2 separate regions of the Homo sapiens genome follow, and region 2 is linked to region 1. Evidence: chromatin loops called from intact Hi-C (ENCODE). Cell type or tissue: dorsolateral prefrontal cortex. All regions are shown on one strand. Region 1 overlaps AGTPBP1 (ATP/GTP binding carboxypeptidase 1). Region 2 holds the start of LOC101927603 (a long non-coding RNA gene).

What was found. Hi-C counts contacts between places; a loop is a spot of excess contacts. Peaks named below come from ENCODE experiments on the same cell type or tissue, not always from the same donor. Only the 100,000 strongest peaks of a DNase experiment are listed, where the experiment ranks them.
Region 2: a loop joins it to region 1, with 2.9 times the contacts of the local background. A loop is called at or near these places in 7 of 110 quality-filtered maps.

What each region holds. Positions count from the first base shown.
Region 1 is chr9:85,599,195-85,607,194 of GRCh38, reverse strand. The region is part of intron 17 of AGTPBP1 (ATP/GTP binding carboxypeptidase 1); the gene reads left to right. Among named protein-coding and RNA genes, the nearest start is that of AGTPBP1, 140 kb to the left of the region's middle. RefSeq lists an enhancer at 6,020-6,832. In dorsolateral prefrontal cortex, no CTCF peak of the experiment used is centred here; no DNase peak of the experiment used is centred here; H3K27ac peaks cover 2,100 bases.
Region 2 is chr9:85,528,825-85,536,824 of GRCh38, reverse strand. It overlaps LOC101927603 (a long non-coding RNA gene), which reads left to right and starts at 821. Exons shown (of 2, transcript XR_007061633.1): 1 at 821-850; 2 at 1,420-2,758. In dorsolateral prefrontal cortex, no CTCF peak of the experiment used is centred here; no DNase peak of the experiment used is centred here; H3K27ac peaks cover 3,343 bases.

The DNA.
Region 1 (8,000 bases):
TTGATACATAATATTTGCACATATTTATGGGGTATATGTGATATTTTGTTACATGTATAGAATGTGTCACAATCAAGTCAGGGTATTTAGGATATCCATCACCTTGATGATTTATCATTTCTGTATGTTAGGAATATTTTAAGTCCTCTCATCTAGCCATTTTGAAATATACAATATATTGTTACTGATAGTCACCCAACTCTGCTATAGAACATTAAAACATTTCTTTTCTTGAACTATATATTTACACTCATTAACCAACCTCTCTTCACCCCCCTTATCCCTCCCACACACCCTTCTCAGCTTTTGTATCTATTATTTTAATTTCTACTTCCATGAGATCAACTTTTTTACCTACCACATATGAGTGAGAACATGCAATATTTGTCTTTCTATGCCTGGTTTATTTCACTTGACATAAAGACTTCCAATTCCATCCATGTTGCTGCAAAGGACATGATTTCATTTTTTATGGCCACATTGTATTTCATTGTGTATATATATCATTTTCTATATTCATTCATCCATTGATGGATGCTGAGGTTGATTCATATCTTTGCTATTGTGAATAGTGCTACAATAAACATGGGGTGGGTGTAGGTATCCTTTCAGTATACTGATTTCCTTTACTTCGGATAAATACCCAGTAGTGGGATTGCTGGATCTTATGTTGTTTTATTTTTAGTTTTTTGAGAAATTTCTGTACTGTTTTCCATAGTGACTACACTAATTTACGTTCCCACCAACAGTATGTAAGAGTTCTCTTTTCTCCACATCCTCACTAACATCTTTTTTTTTTTTTCTCTTTTTAATAATTGCCATTTTAACTGGGGTAAGATGGTATCTCATTGTAGTTTGATTTGCATTTCCCTGATGATTAGTGATGTTGAACATTTTTTCATATGCCTGTTGGCCATTTGTATATCTTCTTTTTGAGAAATATCTATGTCCTTTGCCTACTTTTTAATGAGATTATTATGATTATTTTTTACTATTGAGTTGTTTGAGTTCCTTGTATATTTTGGATACTAATCCCTTGTCAGATAAATAGATTGTAAATATTTTCTCCCATTCGACAGGTTGTTTCTTCACCCTGTTGATTGTTTCCTTTTATTGGAGAGTTTGGTCAAGTTACATTCATTGTTATTGATAGGTAAGGACTTACTCCTGCCATTTTGTTGTTTTCCAATTGTTTTGTGGTCCTCTCTTCTTTCCCTCTTTCTTTCCTATCTTCCCTTTTGTGAAGGTGATTTTCTCAGGTGATATTTTTTAATTTCTTTTTTTATTTTCTGTGTATCTGTTGTAGGTTTTTTGAGATTACTGTGAGGCTTGCAGATAACATCTTGTAACCCATTATTTTAAACTGATGACAACATGGATTGTAAAAACAAACATTAACAAACAAGTAAAAAGGAAACTAATAAAAACTCTATACTTTAATTTGATCCCTCCTCACTTTTTGACTTTTTGTTGTTTCTATTTATATCTTATTATTCTATGCCTTGAAAAGTTTTATCATTATTTTTGATAGGTTCATCTTTTTGTCTTTCTACTCAACATATGAGTAGTTTACTCACCACGATTACAGTATTATAATATTCTGTGTATTTCTGTGTAGTTATTATTACGATTGAATTTTGTACTTTCTGATGATTTCTTATTGTTCATTAATGTCCTTTTCTTTCAGAATGAACTCCCTTTAGCATCTCTTGTAGGACAAGTATTTGATGTTGATGAATTCCCTCAGCTTTTTTTTGTCTGGGGAAGTCTTTATTTCTCCTTCATGTTTGAAGGATATTTTCAATGGATGTACTTACTATTCTAGGATCAAAGGCTTTTTTCCTTCAGTGCTTTAAATATGGCATGCCACTTTCTCCTGACCTGTAAGGTTTCTACTGAGAAGTCTGCTACCAGATATATTGGAGTTCCTTTGCATGTTATTTGTTTCTTTTCTCTTGCTGCTTTTAGGATCCTTTCTTTATCCTTGACCTTTAGGAGTTTGATTATTAAATGGCTGGAAGTAGTCTTGGGGTTAAATCTGCGTGGTGTTCTATAGCCTTCTTGTACTTGAATGTTGATATCTTTCTCTAGGTTTGGAAAGTTCTCTGGTATTATCCCTTTGAATAAACTTTTTACCTTATCTCTTCCTCTATCTCCTCTTTAAGGCCAATAACTCTTAAATTTGTACTTTTGAGGATATTGAAGTATGCCTCGATATTGTAGGCATACTTCATTTTATTCTTTTTTTTCTTTTGTCTTCTCTGTGTGTTTTCAAATAGCCTGTCTTCAGGCTCACTAATTCTTTCTTCTACTTGATCAATTCTGCCGCTGAGACACTATAATGCATTCTTCAGTATGTCAGTTGAACTTTTCAGTGCCATAATTTCTGCTTGGTTTTTAAAAATTATTTCAGTCTCTTGGTTAAATGCATCTCATAGGATTCTGAAATCCTTCTCTCTGTTCTCTTCAATTTCACTGAGCTTCCTCAAAACATCTAGTTTGAATTCTCTGTCTGAAAGATCACATATTTCTGTTTCTCCAGGATTGGTCCCTGGTGCCTTTGTTCATTTGGTGAGGTCATGTTTTCCTGGATGGTCTTGATGCTTGTGGATGTTCATTGGTGTTTGGGCATTGAAGAGCTAGGTATTTATTGTAGTCTTCAGAGTCTGGGCTTATTTGTACCCATCTTTCTTGGGAAGGGTTTCCAAATATTCAAAGGGAATTGAGTGTTGTGATCTAAATCTTTGGTCACTGCAGCCATATCTGCATTAGGGGGGACCCAAGCCTGGTAACACTGTGACTCTTGCAGACTTGTAGAGATACCACCTTTGTGGCCTTCGGTGAGATACAAGATAATTTCTTGGATTATCAGGCAGAGGCTCTTGTTCTCTTCATTTACTTTCTCCCAAACAGAGTCTGTCTCTCTGTGCTGAGTTGCCTGGAGCTAGGGGAGAGATGATTCAAGCAACCCTGTGGCCACCACCGCTGGTACTATACTGGGTCAGACACAAAGCCAGCATAGCACTGGGTCCTGCCCAAGGCCCATGGCAACCACTGCCTAGCTACTGCTGATGTGTTCACTCAAGGCCCAAGGGCTTTCCAGCCGGGCTTGTGTCCTGCCCTTTAGGGCAATGAACTTCCCTCAGCCCAGGGCAGGTTCCAGAATGCTGTACAGCATTCAGGGCCTAGAGTCGGGAATGTTAGGAATCTACTTGGTGTTCTATTCTGCTGCAGCTAAGCTGGCACCCAAACTGCAAGACAAAGTTCTTCCCACTCTTCCATCTCTTTTTTTCATGCAGAAGAGTCTTTTCCCATATCCATCACCATCCCAGGCCTGCGTTTAGTACTGCCTGGCTCCTGCCGATGTTCCCTCAAAGCACAAGGTCTCTTCAGTCAGCTTGTGGTGAATGCTGTCAGGCCTGGGTCTCTCCCTTCAGGGCAGCAGGCTCCTCTCTGGCCTGGGGCAGGTCCCGAAATGCTGTCCAGAAGCCAAGGCCTGAAATTGGGGACCCTAGGGGCCCTCTTGGTACTGTTGTCAAGCTGGTGACCAAGCTGCAAGATAAAATCCCCTTTACTCTTCTCTCTCCTTTCCTTGAGCAAAAGTATTACCTCCCTGTGGCCACCCCCTGAAGCCAGCATGGCTCTATGTCTCACCCAAGGCTTGCAGTGAGAACTGCCTGGGTACCACTGATGTTTATTCAAGGCCCAAGGGCTCTTTAGCCAGCAGGTAATGAATCCTGCCAGGACTGGGTTGTTCCCTTTAAGGCAGTGGGTTCTCTTCTGGCCCAGGGTGTGTTTAGAAATGTCACCTGGGGCCTGGGGCCTGTAATGGTGGCCTCAGGACTCTGCCTGGTACCCTGTTTTACTGTGGCTGAGTTGGTATCCAAGTTACAAGACAAAGACCTTTTTACTCTCCCGTCTCCACTCTCAAGCTGAAAGAAGAAGTCTCTCCTGGACCTACAAGCTGTGCTTCCTGGGATTGGGGGAGGAGTGATGTGAGTACTCCCTTGGCTGCTCTGATTGGTGTCCCACTGGGCCACATGCACCCCACATTCACTGGCTCTGAGCCCAGCATAGCACCAGGACTTGTCCAGAATTTCAGTTCTTGTGACCTAGACTGCCTTTCAAGTTTATGTAGGACGCCAGAGTGCCTTAGCCTTCGGTGGTGGGGCTAGCCGGAACTCAGGTTCTGACAGCTGGGATGGGCAATTCCCATCTGGCTAGGTCAGTCTAAATACTCCCTTCGTGAACACCGGCTGAGTTCTGCCTAGTGTTGCCTTCTGCTGTGACATTGACAGCACTGAGTTCCAATGCAAAGTCCCACAGTCACTGCATGTTCTCTCCCTGAAGCACACAGATTCTCTGCTCCATGTGGCCACTGGGGCTGGACTGCGGGAGTGGTGTGAGCAATTCCAGATTGTCTTTCCTACCCTCTTCAGTGCATTTCCTTGGTATGATCGCTCACCTAATTTTTGGTTCTTAAAAAGGTGCTTTCTTGCGTGGATAGTTGTTCAATTTGGTGTTCCTATTGTGGGGCATGGAGTGGGGGGCGGTGATCACTGGAGGCTTCTATTTGGCCATCTTGTTCTGCCTCTCAGCTGTTTATTTTGTTAAATAGGTTTACTTTCCCTCACATCTTCTCTTTGCTTCCTGCAACACCAAAAAATTGAATATGTGTTTGCTTTATGGTGTGCCATATGTCATGTAGGCTTTGTTCATTCTTTTTTATTCTTTTTTTCTTTATTTGTGTCTGACTGGGTTATTTGAAAACACCTGTCTTTAAGTTCTGAAATTCTGTCCTCTGCTTTAGTCTATTGTCAAAGCTCTCTAATATATTTTTTTCTATCATTTAATGAATATTCTTCAGTTCCAGTATTTGTTTGCTTTTTAAAAAATGATATCTGTTTTGTTAAATTTCTCACTTATCATCTGAATTGTTTTTCTGATTTCTTTGTATTGTTTATCTGTGTTCTCTTGTATCTCACTGAGCTTCTTTGATACCATTATTTTGAATTACTTTTCCAGCATTTCATGTATTTCTTTCTCGTTGGAATCTGTTGCTGGAGAATTATTGGTTGCTTTGGAGGTGTCATATTTTCTTGTTTTTTCGTGTTTCTTGTGTCCTTATGTTATTATTGGCACATCTGGTATAACAGTCGCATCTTCCAATTTTTTTATTTACTTTCATGGGGAGGACTTTTTTCTGAAGGCAAGTCTATGATACTGGCTGGATAGGGCACTGTGGCTTTGATTCTGGGTGGATGCAGTAATGTGGCCCCTGTAATTTCTTCACTGGCTTAGGGTGTGGTTGTTAGTGGTGGCTGTGGTGAAATTTGCTGGGAATGAGGATGCCAGGTCGGCCATTCCTTGGGCACCAGTGGTGGCAACAGCAGGCCAAAGATTCCTGTCCTTAGGACCCAGCATGACTGGTGTTAGTGGGTCTAAATGGGCCAGTTCTTGGGCCCCCATGCAACTTTCTCAGATGCTGGCAGTTGCAGCTTTGGGCCAGATAGGTGGGTGGGTCCTTTGGCTCCTGAGCAGCAGGCATAGCATGAGCAATGAGAGGATCAGTGGTGGGACAACCCTCTGCCTCCTAAGCAGTCTGTGCTAGTGTTGGTGGTGGCTGTGACAGGCTGGGTGGTCCAGTCCCCAGACCCACAGATGGTATGTGTGGGTGTGTGCCAGCTGTGGTGGTAGTGGCAGATGAGGTGGCCCATCCGCAGACCCCTGGGAGGAGTGCTCAGGTGCCAGCGCTGGTTGACATGGCTGAGTGATCCCTAGGCTCCCAGGTATGCTCTGGTATTGGGGATGGTGGGGGAGCCAGGCCAGGCAGGCCTGTCCTCAAGCCCCTCACGTGATTTACAGGGGCTCTGGCTATAATGAGGACGGCTGGGTGATCCCTAGGCTCCCCTTAGAGTGTTTGAGTGAGGGCAGCAGCAGTGCTGGTGGGCTGGGGAAGTCTGCCTGCCCCCAGGGCGCTTGCAAATGCACCTCAGCCCTGCTGCTAGGGATTGCTATGCAGCTATCAGTGGCAGCAGCTGTAGGCGAGTGGCTGGGGAATGTGTGCCTCAGCCCCAGGCGACAGCTGGGGACCTGGGAGCCTGTTTGCAAGGCGTGTGTTAATATAGGGTGACCACACTGCCAAGGGCAATAAGGGCAATGGAGTTGCTACCAGGGAATTGTGCTTTGGCCCCAGTGACAGCAATCAGCAGTGGTGGTGGCTGTGGGTAGGGGACCCTGTCCTCTGGGCACGTGCAAATGCATGACAGCTTGCTGCTGGGAAGTGGGGTCTCTGCCAGTGACTGTTGCTTAGGTTTCAGTGGCAGCAGCTTGTGGCATTGGTGGCTGTGGGTTGGGGAGGCAGAGGCTGTTGGGCCTCGGGGCAGGATGCAGTTGAGTGGGGGCTGGGTTCTCAAAACTGTGCCAATGCTGCTGCTGCTTAGGTCACACCCCGTGTGAGTTCACTCTCTGGAGCAATACCTTTGTGCAGTCTCGAAGCAGCTCCCTGTGTTAGTCTTGGGACCTGTGAGGATGGAGGGCTCCCCCCTGGCTAGGATTGGAGGAGTCTGTAGTGCGGATGTGGACCACTGAGAATCTCACTTACCCTTTTCCTGTACTGGGAAGCCTCCCTGGTCTCCTGGCCAAGTAGCCTGCCTGCCTTCCCTCTCCTTCCTTGTCTTAGGTGTTCTTGTTACTTCTCTGTTGAGTTTCAGTGTTCTGTCTTAGATGATCTATTTTAAGTGTGGTTATCTACTCACTGTTTTGCTGCTGCTTTGTGGAGGACGTAAGTGCCAGATGCCTCTAGTCAGCCATCTTGAAGCCCCTCCTCTGTCTCCTGTAGTCACTGTTGAAACTATTATAATGAGTTTTGTGTTATGGTGAGTTTTATGTGAGTGGAGGGGTCAAAACTTCAGATTGAAGTGGCTCACTGAGTCCCAGGAAGGGATCAGGAAGGCAGACTTATTTTATATGTACCAGTGAAATTTCTGAGTTTCAAGTATAAAGAGAAAATTTTAACATGCTTCCACTTTAAAAGAATAGGTTACTTAAAAGGAAATAATGATAATAGTAATACCAGTAGCTAACATTCATTGAATATTTGCCGTATGCCAGGCCTTGTTCAAGTGCTAACACATGTGATATTTTCCATCCACACAACAAACAACCCAGTGAGGTTGTCACCCTCACTTTACAGAAGAGAAAATGGGGGCATAGAGTGGTTAATAGTCTGGCCAGGATCATGCATCTGGTATGTGGTGAAGTTGGAATTCAAACCCAGGAAGTTTGGTTGCAGATTGCATGCTCTTAATCACTGTATTTTTATGCATATTTAAAAAATTAAACTAGTATTGGACTGTTCATCTATAGCACTGGAAGCCAGTGGACATCCAAATGTCTTTTGAAGAATCTGTAAATTGTTTGTCACTGCCAACAAACTGCATGTCAGCGTTTATAAGAATTCAGAAAATGTACAGAGTGAAGGTCTGTCTCAAAAACAGTAATTCAGAAAATATGCTATCTGATCTCTTTCTGAACAAAATGAGTAAAAGGTCTCAAGATAGAAGTATTGGAACTTATAAAACGTGTTAACCAAAAATATTCTAAGGGGGGTAATATAGGAGAAGTGAAAATTAACTTGTGTCAGTGGGATGGCTTAGTTAGTTCATTTAATATAGTGTTAGAAAAATATCAATCATGACTATGAGGGTGGAAAAGTAGAATTGAAAAGCGTGATAGAAGGCTTCCAAATTAAGGAAGAAAAGAAAATGTGGAGCAATGCCACCAAACCAATAAAAATAAAATGGTAAGGAAGAACAATAAAAGCATTTGTTGGTATCAGAAGTAGAAAATAAGATGGAGAGAATACAATGAAATGTATATCCGTCATCACCAACTATGAATAAACCATGAAGTACCCTCAAAAGGTCAGAGATTGAAAGTAACACAGTTTAGTGGGATCTCTCTCTGCCTCTCTTCCTCTCTCCCTCTCTCCTTCTGTC
Region 2 (8,000 bases), 70 kb after region 1:
GAAGCACCTTAAAATATAATTGCAAACACTCTGCCCATCCAAATGTGTACTTCCCATGCCTAATAATGAGGCTTTTAAGTGGTGGCACAGGAGAGCGGCAAGATGATAGCTCATGCGAAATGAGAAATTGGAGCAAATGGGATTTGGTAATGGACTTTGCAGTGACACGAGTTGTCTGATAGCTGGTCTGTGGTTATCTTGGTACATTTTGTATTTTGAAAGGCACAAAATGTCAGGTCATTGCTCAAATACTGGTTAAGATTTTGATTATTTTGCAGAATTGTAGCATAGTACCTCAGGATTGACATTTTGCCCTCAAAATTTTATGTTCAATGTTCCTGTCCTTTGTTTAGAAGTTGCACTTTCTATTGTTTGTAAGTCTATCAAAAAAAAAATAGAAAGTTTTTCTTTCCTGTTGCCTAAATGATTTGATTGTTTAGTTCTTGGAGTAGAAACACCAGCTGCCCTTAGCCTGGGTGCAAGCCAGCAGAGAAGGGGAAAGGAATGCAAGAGTGAGTAAGATGTGGCCCTTATCCTCAAGGAATTCAGAGTCCCATGGGGGAGATAGGCCTGGTTTCTATAAACAATGATGCAAGACAGAACATGATGTGCCAGGAGGGACAGAGTGCCAAGGTGGGGACAAAGGAATGACGAGTCCCGAAATAGACCTGTGGGAAAGGTGTTGTGATGCTGGGAGGCTGGACTGGATCTTAAAGAAGGTGGGGATTATAACATATAGGGAAAGGGTGGCAGGCGGGGAGATGGGGGCAGAGAGAGAGTATAAGAAGGCAGGGATTCCAGGCAAAGAGAAAAAGTTGAGCAGAGGGTGGAGGCTGGTAGGCGAGGAGAGGTAAATGGGGTCCCTTCATGAAAGGACTTGGAAGCCACGCTATGGTGTTGTGTCCCTAGGTCAGTGGGGGGCTGTGGATGGGTCTTAAGCAAGTTAAGTAACAGGATTACATTTATGTTGTAGAAAGACAGGGAATGGATTGGCATGGTAGAAACCTCTGATTTTACTTCTGATTCAACAACCAGCTGGGTTTCTTGGGTTTGCCCCTCAACTCCCCTCCTTGGGGACGAGTTCATATGTGACCCCCATCTCCCTCTGTCTGATAGCTGTCCTTGGGCAACACACCCACCAGGAGCTCGCGGAAACAGGACCATTCTCTTGCAGGGCCAGAGCCCGTGGCAGCCTGTTCCCAAAGCCCAGAGGAAGGCAGACAGCTATAATCATTTGGCAAACTAAGGTTACCACTGCTTCTAAGACATAACATGCTTGAATTTAACAAACGTGTGCAAATGATAATCTTGAAATTTCAACTAAGGATTCTAGGCTGGATCAATATTGTCACAGAATCACAGTTTTTGGAAGGTAGTTAGATCTTCTATACATTGACAATTAATTTTCTTTCTCAACAGAACTGCAAACCAATTCCCAATTAATGAATTTGCTGAGTAGTTCCTCCCCAAGGAGAGTCAGTCTGGCAGAGACATTCAGCTCTAGCTGAGGCCAGGCTAGATCTGTTGGACCAGAGTCGACCTGCAGACCTGTGAACATGAGCATAAGTGTTCGCTGAGAGCCAAGGAGTTTTGGTGTGGTTTGTTACAAAGCTTTGTCCAGGCAGCAGCTGACTGATTCCTGCCCTGGCAGAAAACTGGAGCACCCATCTCTTTATGTAGAAGTGAGGGTTCATTGAAGTATGAAGTATGTAAAGTGTGCTAAGCAGGACTTTGGCTTATAATTATAATAATTGTTACTATTATTAATCTCACATTAAACTTTGCTCACTCTCTCTCTTAACCAAACCAAAGTTCTAGAAGCCTCCTAGCGGGACGGGAAAGGAAATGTTGGATCAACATACATGGATTGATTAGATGGGACCAATGAGGCCTTACAGTCTGTTTGAGGAGGGAAAGAGAGAGAGGAGAAGGAGACAGGCAGGATAGGTCAGGTTCTAGGGGCTCCCATGGTTTGTATCTTAACAATCTACCATTTTCTTTTCAGGCCAGTGTCCACATCCTGCTCACATTTGGGACATCTGTGAGGCAGGGTGCCTCCTTTTTGTCCCTCCAAGAGGACAGTTGGGGGACTTGGCCTCTGGCCGCCTCAAGTTGGGTCAGCACCTGCTGGGCCTCATCCTGGTTCATCGTGCATCAATGGGAGCGCACCTGGGTTCTGCTGACATGTGAGAGCTTCTTCACCGAGGGGTTCAGAAAAGTGTGCTCATGGCCTGTAGATCTGGATTCAAAGGGAGATGAGAAAAATAGGAACTGAGCCCGTGGCTTGCCTCACCCACTTCCTGAGCCTGCGCAAGGGACAAGACTTTCCTGTGTGGCCTTCTTACGGCAGTCCACAGGGAAGTGGCCTCATTTTCTGTGTCTGTCCTGCCCAGCGCCCCCACTCTCCTGTGCTGGTCCCAGGCCATCCCTTAGCCAGAGTGCAGAACTCCAGACCCCCAATATTCTCTCATATCCTCAGAATCTTCAGCTTCCATCCATGGATGTTGGCTGAATCCTGAGTGGGGTCGTAGAAAGATCTGGTCCTGTGAGTAGGGGGGCGAGGAGGAAGGCAGGGACTTCAGCTGGGCTGTCTACAACCTGAGTCTAAAACACCTAAAGACAAGCACAACTTGCCCCCGCTAGGACGAATTTCTTGCTCCAGACCGCCTCACTGCATCTCTAGGGCCATGTGTATTCCTGCTATTTGGCCACATTCCTTGAGAAAAATTGCCTATTAAAAGAATTTCCTTATTCACCAGTTATTTAAACAAATGGTCTTTTTTTTCTGATCCCAAAGATTTTAGCTTATCTCCTGTTGTGTACATGAGTTTGTGTGTGTCTGTATCTGTGTGTGTATATGTGTGTGCACATATGTGTGTATGTGTGCATGTGTGAGTGTATGTGTGAATATTCGTATGTGTGACAGTGTATATGTGTTTGTGTGTGTGGTGTGTATATGCATGTGTGTGCACATATGTGTGAATGTATGTATGTCTGTACATGTGTGAATGTGTATGTGTGTATGACTGCGTGTGTGTGTATGTGTATGAGTATGTCTATGTGTATGAGTGTGTGGACGTGTAGTGTGTGTGAGATTGTATGTGTATGAGTATGTGCATGTGTGAGTGTATTTATGTGTGCATGTGTGTATGAGTGTGTACATGTGTGTGAGTGTGTGTATGAGTGTGTGTGTATATGTGTGTATGTGTGTGTGTGTGTGCTGATGAGGTTTGTTGAGTGGAGGCTAAGTGGATAGAGACTCAAATGTTCGCTCCTGGCTGAGGTGGAGAAGCCCTGCTTCTGTGTATTTGATATTGAGGTGGAGAAGCCCTGCTTCTGTGTATTTGATATTGGAAGTTCTTTACGAGACTTTGCCTTTCTCTTTGAAAGAAGTTTGAGTTTCACTGATTAGTGTGAGACACTATCCTTGCACAGCATAACACTTAGGTGGTGGAGCAGCAAACATTCTCTGCTCTTCTTACAGAATTCTGGTTTTATTCAGGGTGGCAATAAATCTTAGGAGAGATCATAATTGATCCAAACCAATCACTGCCTCCTATTCCCTTTTACCAAATACTTCCCCAGCCTTCCTTACAGATAGAAGTAACCAAGGGACCAAGTTCTGGCCAATGGGCCATACAGGGAAGGTTTCCACAGAGCTTCTGGGAAATATTTCTTCCTGATAAAAAGAAAAAGACTCACTAAAAGGGCACCTTTTCAGCACCTGGCAATGCTATTGCTTCCTTCCTTTGAAAGTGGCTGTGATGCCTGGAGTTGCAGCATCCATCTTGAGAACGAGAACCAACAGGAAGCAAGTTGAGAATGGTGGAACAGAAATAGCCTGAGTCCTTGTTGCCATTGTATTGTTACCAAACCAGCTCTGGACTTCCTATTCTGTACTTTATTGTTTAGGCTACTGTTAGTGGGGATTTCTGTTACTTGCAGCCTAATGCACCCTAATACTTAAATTGATTTACTTTTTCCTTAATTTTCACACTGTTCAAAGTAGCATTGGGAGACATCTTCCATGTGTCTTTTCTGCTCCTGCATATCATGTAAGCAGAGGCACTTGCAGCTTCTGTTCTGGACTATTTTCTCAAGCAAACAGCTTTGGGAATGTAAGAATAGTGTCTTCTTTTCAAACAGAGAGCAAATTTGTTTGCTGACCAGTATAATAAAAACCACATCAATCTCTGAGGAAAAGGTTATGCAGTCTTGATAAAGGATTGGAGTTTCCTAAGTTTGGGATTTGAGTAATCTTTCGGAGCTGGAAACAAGACTTGATGATTTGTGTATGGAGGCAGAAGAAATAAAGAGAAATCAATCTTTATGCTCAATTTTGGGGACTTGAAAGCACAACTTTCAACTGAGGTGGGACACGTTGTGTAGCAGGTAGTAGGAAGGTTAAAAATAAATTAAAAAAAGAGATGTAGGGGGGATGTGTGTTGCTGATCAGCAAAGGGAGACCTAGGAATACTAATCATTAGTTTTCTTCACCTCCCAGAGAAGATACTGGTTTCTTTTGGGCTGCTTCAAAGCCCACGTCCTTGGCCTTTGATATTTGGTAGGGGCCCAGCACCCTGTCAGAGGCTGGCATTGGGACACCGAGGGGAGGGGCTGCTGTCTTTTTCAGCAGCATGTACTGTGTGCCAATTCCACATCAGAAACTGCGCTCAGTGCTGCAGAGATGGCAGTGAATAAGACATGACCCCTGCCCTGGAGGGGAAATGAGTCTAATGGGAGAAATAAATAATTATGGTAGAATTAGACAAGTGCTGTCTTAGAGGCATGCATCTCTGGGCTCCGGAGGCTCAGAGCTGAGAGGGGACATCCAGCCCTGCCTTGAGGAGTTGGAGAAGACTTCACAGGAGGAGTGATGTTTACGCTGAACCTAGTTTTTGTGTGCATGTCTGAATGTGCACACATGTGCAAAGCAGTTTAGAGTTCCAAAGAACTTCCAAATATATCACTTTGTTCAATTGCTATACACTTCTCTAAGAGATGTAGTATCATCCCTATTTCGCAACTGAGGAAACTGAGCCTCTGTCAGATATAAGAGATGTGCATGCAGGTCATTCATGTATTTGCCTGAACCAAGGCTCAAGTCCATGCCGTTGGATTGCAAATTCAGTGCTTTTTGAATGGCAGAGATGCTACCATGTAGATACCCCTCAAATCAGAACAGAAGAGTGGATATCCGTGCTAAAATTGCTTGGGTCTTTATCTATGCAAAGAAGAAAATTAAACTAAAAAATAAGTTAGTAAATGGGAGGGAAAGGAGTTTGTGGTAGGCAGAGCTCTGGAGATGTCCCCTAGTACCAGAGGCAGGGAAGGGCAGGGGATAGAAAAAGATGAAGAGGCGTTGATTAATAAGCACAAATATACAGTTAGATAGAAGAAATAAGACCTGATGTTCGATAGATCAGTAGGGTGACTATAGTTAACACTAATATATAGTACATTTCAAAATAACTAGTAGAGAATAATTTGAATGTTCTTAGCATAAAGAAAAGATAAATATTTCAGGTGATGGTTACCCTAATTACCCTGATTTGATCTTTGCACATTATATGAATATGTCCCAAAATACATACATCTATTATATATCAATAAAAAGAAAAAAATTAAAGATGTCCCTCAGGATTGCTGTCCTGGGTGATTCCATCAAACACTAACCTGGGTACTGCTGTGAAGGGGTTTTACAGCCAGAATTAAGGTTACTAATCAGATGACCTTAGAATAAATTGCCCTGGGTTATCTGGGTGGGCCCAATGTACTCACAGGAACCCTTCAATGTGGAAGACTCAGCCAGAAAGATTTGCAGATGGAAGAGGAGTCCCCAAGCCACAGAAAGCGATTAGAAGCTGAGAATGACCCTGGCCAACAGCCAGCAAGGAAATGGGACTTCAGTCCTACGTGGAAGGGAATTCTGCCAACAACTTGAATGAACTTGGAAGTCAGTTCATCCCCAGAGCCCCCGGAAAGGGGTGCAGCGCTGCCACCTTGACTCTAGCCTTATGAGACCACACAGAGAACCAGCAGAGCCATGCTATGCCCAGACGTCTGACTTAAAGAAACTGTGAGATAGTACATTTATGGTGCTAAATTTGCTAAATCTGCTAAACTTATAGGCATTTTTAGGGCTCAAAAGAACACAAATACAGTGGAGAGGAACTGGACGATAAAGAAGAGAAGAGAAAACAACCAAATACCAGTCGCCATGCTATCGTGCAATGAGTTCTACACGTCACTTATGAAACTACGACGTGACTGCTTTCATGAGCAAAACTGACCACCTTTCATATTGCTTGAGTTAAATATTTGATGTTTGGCTTCAGCTTCAGGTGATACTTTTTATATATTTTTTTGCAAGTGTATGGAAAGTTTGTTTCAATTCCCCATTGAGTATGAGAATAGGAAAATGAGAACAATATACCTTCCCCATTTAAAAAAGTCAAATTATTGAGAATGGGTTGAATTTTAAGGCTTTCCATGTGGCTAATATTCAGTGTAGAGTGATAGTTTGGTTTCAGTTTTGGAGAAAAAGAGATAAAGTATAATAAAATGAGATTGTTAAGCAGCCCAGTGCTGTCCTTGATGACTGCCAGGTGGTCTGGGAAGTTGCCCGACCCAAGGGGGACCACATAGCTCAGCCAGTTTTGGTGCCCATATTTGCATGGAGCTATTCACAATATGTGGATGTTCTCACTTCATAGCACTCCCTGCCACATATTCTCCTTTTCCTACAGTTTTGAATCCACTACAAGGTGCCATTTTGTTGGCGTGATTTTGTCCATCTTCACTTTTGAATGTCAGAAAGGTGGAATTTTCAGGCTGTTTTTACTGATTGTGTTCTCACCTGCACCTTTAGTGGATATGGGATTACTGATGATCAAAATGCCCTGAGCCGATGGGTCCTAAAGGAAAGGTGAGGCAGGCAGGAATGCAAGGGTTTCCCTGGGCCCAGGGAGGGCATCCTGTGGAAGGCAGCTGGGATTGAGATGGTTCTCCAGTGTCCCACTTGAGTTACTGCCCAACGGATGGGCCAGTGCTCCTGCAAGGCCATGGGATGCATGCAGGTGACTCCAGCCGAGGGCACTAGAGAGACTGCAAAGAATTGTGCCATCCAAAGGGCTCTGCAGGGTCTTCTGAGACTCAGACACACAGCTCTTGAAACACCTGTCCCAGGAGGTGCCAACAGCTGTGCCAACCAATAGGGAGGTTTGCAGCTGGGCCAAATCTAGTCCCCAGCTCTTAGCCTGGGAAGCAGAGGCAACCAACAGGGAGAGGACTGTGTTGGGACCCAAGTGACTAAAGAAACAGTGGTTGGTTTTCCTCTCTTAGCCCCTCACCCTGACATATACTGAAGAGTGCTGCCCTGAAGAAGAAGGACTCAGAAATAGACCATGACCCTTTCCCCGTACACATTCAGGGCCTCTCTGAAGCAAGTATTAGAGGAAGGAAGAAGATGAGGCTTAAACAGAATTTGAGCTTAAATCTGCAAAATGTCATGAAGGGAAGGAAATGGGAGAGCTGACGAGGTAGGACTGAGGAAAATCACTGGAGAAAAAGAAAACTGTTTCATGCTCATATCCGTGTAGAGTTGAGAGCAGCGTGATTGGTAGGTCCAGGTGTTCAAAGGATTGCACTGGCTCCACATGGCCCTGGAGGTCCTGGGTGAAGTATGAGGTTGAAGTAAGGAAATGGCTGGAGGTGGAATAAGCTGACCGAGGAAGAGTGAGTTCCCCATCTATGCAAGACTGCAGGCAGAGATTGCAGAGATTGCAGCAGACAGATACTCCTTAAAGTCACTTCAAACCTGGGGCTCCTCTTCCTCTCCAGGGATCGTTGGGAGAAGTGGGGGCTGGAGGTGGCACAGGAGGAGACCGCAGGCTGGTGGTGGTCTGCAGCCATGCTGCCTCTTCATTGATGGCCCTGGGGCCTGCCTGCGCATGAAGATAGGGGTGGTGGTGGGGCTACACTCCCCTGGCTGGGGTGTC